Regions from separate parts of the Homo sapiens genome. Here region 1 is linked to region 2. Evidence: read pairs that join two places in POLR2A ChIA-PET (ENCODE). Cell type or tissue: Caco-2. All regions are shown on one strand. Each heading gives the region's core, and the rest is flanking DNA. Links, peaks and the distances in the headings are about the cores only. Region 1 overlaps SH3PXD2B (SH3 and PX domains 2B). Region 2 overlaps LOC100288254 (a long non-coding RNA gene).

Evidence for each region. Peaks named below come from ENCODE experiments on the same cell type or tissue, not always from the same donor. Only the 100,000 strongest peaks of a DNase experiment are listed, where the experiment ranks them.
Region 1: POLR2A ChIA-PET joins it to region 2 with 6 read pairs; 6 of 35 experiments call an interaction of 5 or more read pairs at or near these places.

The regions. Positions count from the first base shown.
Region 1 is chr5:172,364,526-172,367,435 of GRCh38, forward strand. All of the region lies in intron 6 of SH3PXD2B (SH3 and PX domains 2B), which reads right to left. Among named protein-coding and RNA genes, the nearest start is that of UBTD2, 82 kb to the left of the region's middle. RefSeq lists an enhancer at 2,685-2,910. In Caco-2, for the core only: no CTCF peak of the experiment used is centred there; a DNase peak (open chromatin) is centred at 1,826.
Region 2 is chr5:172,287,343-172,290,252 of GRCh38, forward strand. The region is part of intron 1 of LOC100288254 (a long non-coding RNA gene); the gene reads left to right. Among named protein-coding and RNA genes, the nearest start is that of UBTD2, 5.0 kb to the left of the region's middle. In Caco-2, for the core only: no CTCF peak of the experiment used is centred there; no DNase peak of the experiment used is centred there.

The DNA.
Region 1 (2,910 bases), core at 283-2,782, 77 kb after region 2:
ATGCTGGCACGCGCCTGTAGTCCCAGCTACTCAGGAGGCTGAGCCATGAGAATCGCTTGAACCCGGGAGGCAGAGGTTGCAGTGACCTGAGATCGCACCACTGCACTCCAGCCTGGGTGACAGAACAAAACTCCGTCCTCCGCTCCCCGCCCAAAAAAACCAAAAAAACCAAACAAAACCAAAACCACCCAATTGTGGAGCAGTGTGGGACAGCCAGCGCACAGAGCTGACTTTGTGCATCTCTCCCCACTCTGTTGGGTGGTGTCTTGTTGGTAGCTCGAAATTGGCCATGGTGGGAGTATTTACACCACAGAAATTGGCAAATGCTACAAAGCAGGGCTTCTCCACTGGAGAGCTGGTAGTTAAGCATCCACGAGCACACCACTGCACTCCAGCCTCTGCAACCAGAAGCAGCACAGAAGCCCCTTGTTAGAACCATGAGGTCTGGATTTTTGATGTGAAAAAGCAGAATAGGGCATTGTAGCTGGGTGAAGGGTACTGCTTCTTGGCTCTGTGCCCATGCTCTGGCCACTCCCCCTCCCTGCCTGAGGGTAACAGGGAAATGGGAGGGCCTTTGGGCTGGGGACAACCCTGCTGCTTGCACTCTGCATAGAGAAAGCATGAGGAGAACAGAGGAAGAGAGAGCAGGAAAGAAACAGAAGATGCAGGCTGATGGTTCAGAAGATCGGGCAGGAAGCAGCCTCAATGAGGGTCTATCACAGCCTACAGACAGCACAGAAACCATCCCAACACAGCTGCCCTGCAAGCTGGGTACTGCCACCCCCATTTTGTGGGCAGGAACACAGAGGCTCAGAGATGTTAAGTGACTTTCTCTGGATCACACAGCTGGCTATGGACAAAGCTGGACTCTGTCCACTTGACTCCAGGCTCTTCTGGGTGTTGGGGCACGACAGTGAGAAAAGATAAGATGACGGAGGAAGAAGGGTGGTCTGAGGCCTGCGGGCTCTCCTTCCCCGAGGGCCTGGTCAGGCTCAGTCTGACATCTCTGGGTGTCTCAAGGCTTGTCTGCTATTTCCAGCCCTCTCCTCATCCTCCACTTCCCCCGAGGTCAGGTGGCAGGGCCGACTTTTTCTAGACTCAAGATGACAGTTCCCCCAAGCCAGCCCAGCCACGTGAGCAGTGGCCTGAGAGTGGGCTGCTTCACGTCCCCTTCCTGCTGGCCCCATTAACAATGAGCTTCTTGAGGGCAGTGGCCTTGACTGCCTCTGAACCACCTGGCACTTACTAGCTCTTTGAAGGTGCTGTCCAGTGAATGAATGAATGTAGGATGCTGGCTTTTGAAGATTCTTGACTACCTGTGTCCTGGTCACTAGACTCACTCTTCTCTGAATCCAATCCAGCATCTACCCCAGGATACAGCCTGCCCGAGGGCTCAAAACCCCAGGATTGCAGTTTCCCTTCTGTCTGGGCCCTCAGGTGAGCTGGACCAGGTAAGTGTGTTTCCCTGTGCCTCAGCTTGACAGAAAGAACTGGAAAGGAAAGAGAAAAAGCACCCACTTCACAGCCAGGTTGGTGCCTGCACCTGCTGCCCAGGTTAATGCTCAAAGAGACATGCCCACGTCTTCCAGGCAGGCAGTCGTTGGCTGGTGTGGGGTCAGGGAGTGGCTGTGAGGATTTCCTCACAGAGCCGCAGGTTTCACACAGATTTTCTGTGCAGTGCTCCATCACCTGGCTTCACCATGTCCTCATGGAGCCACACCCTCTGCCCCAGGGTCTGAGAGGGGCTTCCCTGGGGCCAGGGGAGGGGAGGGGAGGCAGATCCTGTAACTGGTCTCTGTCCTGCCCCTCCAGTCTGCCCTCCATACAGCAGCCAGAATGCTTGCTCAAAAATGCTACTCTGATCATGCCACTCCCTGCTCAGCACCTGCCATGGGCTCGGCTTGCCTTCTGATCTTGTCTTTTGGCCACTTCATCCCTGGTGCACCTGCAAAGCACAAAGGTGCCTTTGCAGAGGCTATTTTCTCTGCCTGGGATGTCTCAACCTCTCCTTCTTATTTCAGTGGGAACCACCTATTCTTAGCCTCCTAACTGGTCCCTGGTACCAGCCTTGACCCTGCAATTTATTTATTTATTTATTTTATTTTATTTTATTTATTTATTTTTTTGAGACGAAGTCTTGCTCTGTTGCCAGGCTGAAGTGCAGCGGTGCAATCTCGGCTCACTGCACTCTCTGCCTCCCGGGTGCAAGTGATTCTCCTGCCTCAGCCTCCTGAGTAGCTGGGACTACAGGCACATGCCACCACACCTGGCTAATTTTTTTGTATTTTAGTAGAGATGGGGTTTCACCATGTTGGCAAGGGTGGTCTTGATCTCCTGACCTGGAGATCTGCCCGCTGTGGCCTCCCAAAGTGCTGGGATTATAGGTGTGAGCCATCGTGCCCGGCCATTTTTTTTTTTTTTTTTTTTTGGGGACAGAGTCTTGCCCCATCGCCCAGGCTGGAGTACAGTGGCACGATCTCAGCTCACTGCAACCTCTGCCCCCAGGGCTCAGGCGATTCTCTCGCCTCAGCCTCCCGAGTAACTGGGACTACAGGCATGCACCACCACACACAGCTAATTTTCGTATTTTTAGTAGAGATGGGGTCTCACCCATGTTGGCCAGGCTGGTCTCGAACTCTTGACCTCAAGTGATCCGCCTGCCTCGGCCTCCCAAAGTGCTGGGATTACAGGCTTGAGCCACTGCGCCCGGCTGCCATCTGTTTTCAATATAGCAGCTAGAGTGATCCTTTTAAAAGATGTGTCAGAACATGTTTCTCAAAGGTGAAGTCCCTGTGATGGTCCTTACCTCACTTGTGAAAACCCTCTGTGGCCTACAGGGCCCTGTCTAATCCCCCTCTCATCAGTTTTTTTTTTTTTTTTCAAATAGATTTGGGGTTTCACCATGTTGCC
Region 2 (2,910 bases), core at 120-2,619:
AAAACAATTCCTTCTTTGTGTGTGTGTGTGTGTGTGTGCACATGTGCTTTTCTACTGTTTTATAGTATCTTTATTAAGATATTCATATACCATGTATTTCACCAGTTTATTTTTAATTGACAAATAACTGTATTATGAGGTCACAGTGTGATGTTTAGATACATGTTTACAATGTGGAATGACTAGGCTAATTAACAAATCCATCACCTCACGTATTTGTCTTTTTTTTTTTTGAGACGTAGTCTTGTTGTTGCACAGGCTGGAGTGCAGTGGCACAATCTGAGCTCACTGCCACCTCTGCCTCCTGGGTTCAAGCGATTCTCCTGCCTCAGCCTCCCAAGTTACTGGGATTACAGGCGCCTGCCACCACGCCCAGCTAATTTTTGTAATTTTAGTAGAAATGGGGTTTCGCCATGTTGGCCAGGCTAGTCTCAAATTGCTGACCTCGTGATCTGCCCACCTTCGCCTCCCAAAGTGCTGGGATTACAGGCGTGAGCCACCGTGCCCCGAGCCACTGCGCCCCGTCCACGTGCTTCTCTTTTTTGTGGTGAAAACATTTAAGATCTACTCTGTTAACGATTCGGAAGTATACAGTGCATTATTATAGTCACCATTCTGTGCAGTAGGTCACTAATGCCTATTCCACCTAACTGAAACTTTCTACTCTGGAATCAATATCTCCCTTTTCCCCATCCACCCCCACCCCTTCACCAATTTACATTGTACAAGTCAATGGTTTTTAGTATATTTACTAAATATCAATAGTCAATGAATTTTAAAACATTTTTATCACCCTAAAAAGAAACCCTGTACCTATTAGCAGTCACTCCCCATTTCATTCTATCCCCTACCTCACCCCAGCCCTAGGCGACCACAAACCTTTCTCTTTTTTTTTTTTTTGAGACGGAGTCTCCCTCTGTCACCCAGGCTAGAGTGCACTGGCACAATCTCAGCTCTCTGCAACCTCGCAGTTGAAGTGATTCTCCCACCTCGGCCTCCCGAGCAGCTGGGACTACAGGTGTGCACCACCATGCCCAGCTAATTTTTTGTATTTTTAGTAGAGATGGGGTTTCACCATGTTACTCAACCTTCCAGGCTCAAGCAATCCTCCCACCTCCCCCCGCCTCCCCCCCGCCAACCCGCCACCCGCCGCCAACACACACAATACCCAGTAGCTGAGACTAACTTCATTCCTCTTTATGGACAATATTCCATTGTATGGATGTACCACATTTTGTTTATCCTTTCATCAGTTGGTGGTTATTTGGATTGTTTCCATTTTTTGGGTATTGGAATAAAGCTGCTATGAACATTCCTGTACAAGCTTTTGTGTAGCCATATGTTTTTAATTGTCTTGGATTTATACCTAGGAATGGAATTGCTTGGTCATATGGTAACCCTGTTTAACTTTCTGAAAAATTGGCAAATTGTTTCCAAAGTGGTTTTGACTTGATTTTCCTAATGGCTAATAATGTTGAGCATCTTTTTATGTACTTATAGGCCACTTGTATATCTATTTTGGAAAAATGTCTACTCAAGATACTTGCTCATTTTTTTTTTTTTTTGAGATGAAGTCTCGCTCTGTAGCCCAGGCTGGAGTGCAGTGGCATGATCTTGGCTCATTGAAACCTCTGCCTCCCAGGTTTAAGTGATCCTCCCGCCTCAGCCTCCTGAGTGGCTGGGATTACGGATGCCTACCACCATGACTGGCTAATTTTTGTATTTTTAGTAGACACGGAGTTTTGCCATGTTGGCCAGGCTGGTCTCGAACTCCTGACCTCAAGTGATCTGGCCGCCTTGGCCTCCCAAAGTGCTGGGATTACAGGTGTGAACCACTACACCCAGCCTATTGCAGGTTTTTTACTTTTGTGTGTGTGTGTGTGTGTGTGTGAGACGGAGTCTTGCTCTGTCACCTAGGGTGGAGTGCAGTGACGTGATTTTGGCTCACTGCAACCTCTGTCTCCTGAATTCAAGTGATTCTCCTACCTCAGCCTCCCAAGTAGCTGGGATACCAGGCACCTGCCACCACGCCTGGCTAATTTTTTCTCTTTTTTTTTTTTAGATGAAGTATCACTCTGTTGCCCAACCTAGAGTGCAGTGGTGCAATCATAGCTCACTGCAGCCTTGAACTCCTGGCTCAAGCAATCCTCCCACTTCAGTCTACCAAGTAGCTGGGTCTACAGGTGCACACCACCATGCCCAGCTAACTTAAAAAATTTCTTTTTGGGCTGGGCACGGTGGCTCACACCTGTAATCCCAGCAATTTGGGAGGCCGAGGTGGGTGGGATCACCTGAGGTCAGGAGTTCAAGACCAGCCTGGCCAACATGGTGAAACTCTGTCTCTACTAAAAATACAAAATTAGCTGGACGTGGTGGCACATGCCTGTAATCCCAGCTACTTGGGAGGCTGAGGCAGGAGAATCGCTTGAATCCGGAAGGCAGAGGTTGTGGTGAGCCAACATCTCGCCATTGTACTCCAGCCTGGGCAACAAGAGCGAAACTCCATCTCAAAAAAAAAAATTCTTTTTGTAGAGATAGGGTCTTGTTATGTTGCCTAGGCTGATCTCGAACGACTGAGATCAAGTGATCCTCCTGCCTCAGCCTCCCAAAGTGCCGGGGTTACAGGTGTGAGCCACCACACCTGGCTTAACTTTCTTTTCTTTTTTTTTGTTTTAATTTTGGAGACGGGATCTTGCTCTGTTGCCCAGGCTGGAGTGCAATGGCACAATCTTGGCTCACGGCAGCCTTAACCTTCCAGGCTCAAATGATCTTCTCACCTCAGCCTTTCTAGTAGCTGGGACTACAGCTGCATGCCACCATGCCTGGCTAATTTTCTTTATATTTTGTAGAGACAGGGTCTCACTATGCTGCCCAGGCTGGTCTTAAACTCTGGCCTCAAGTGATCCTCCC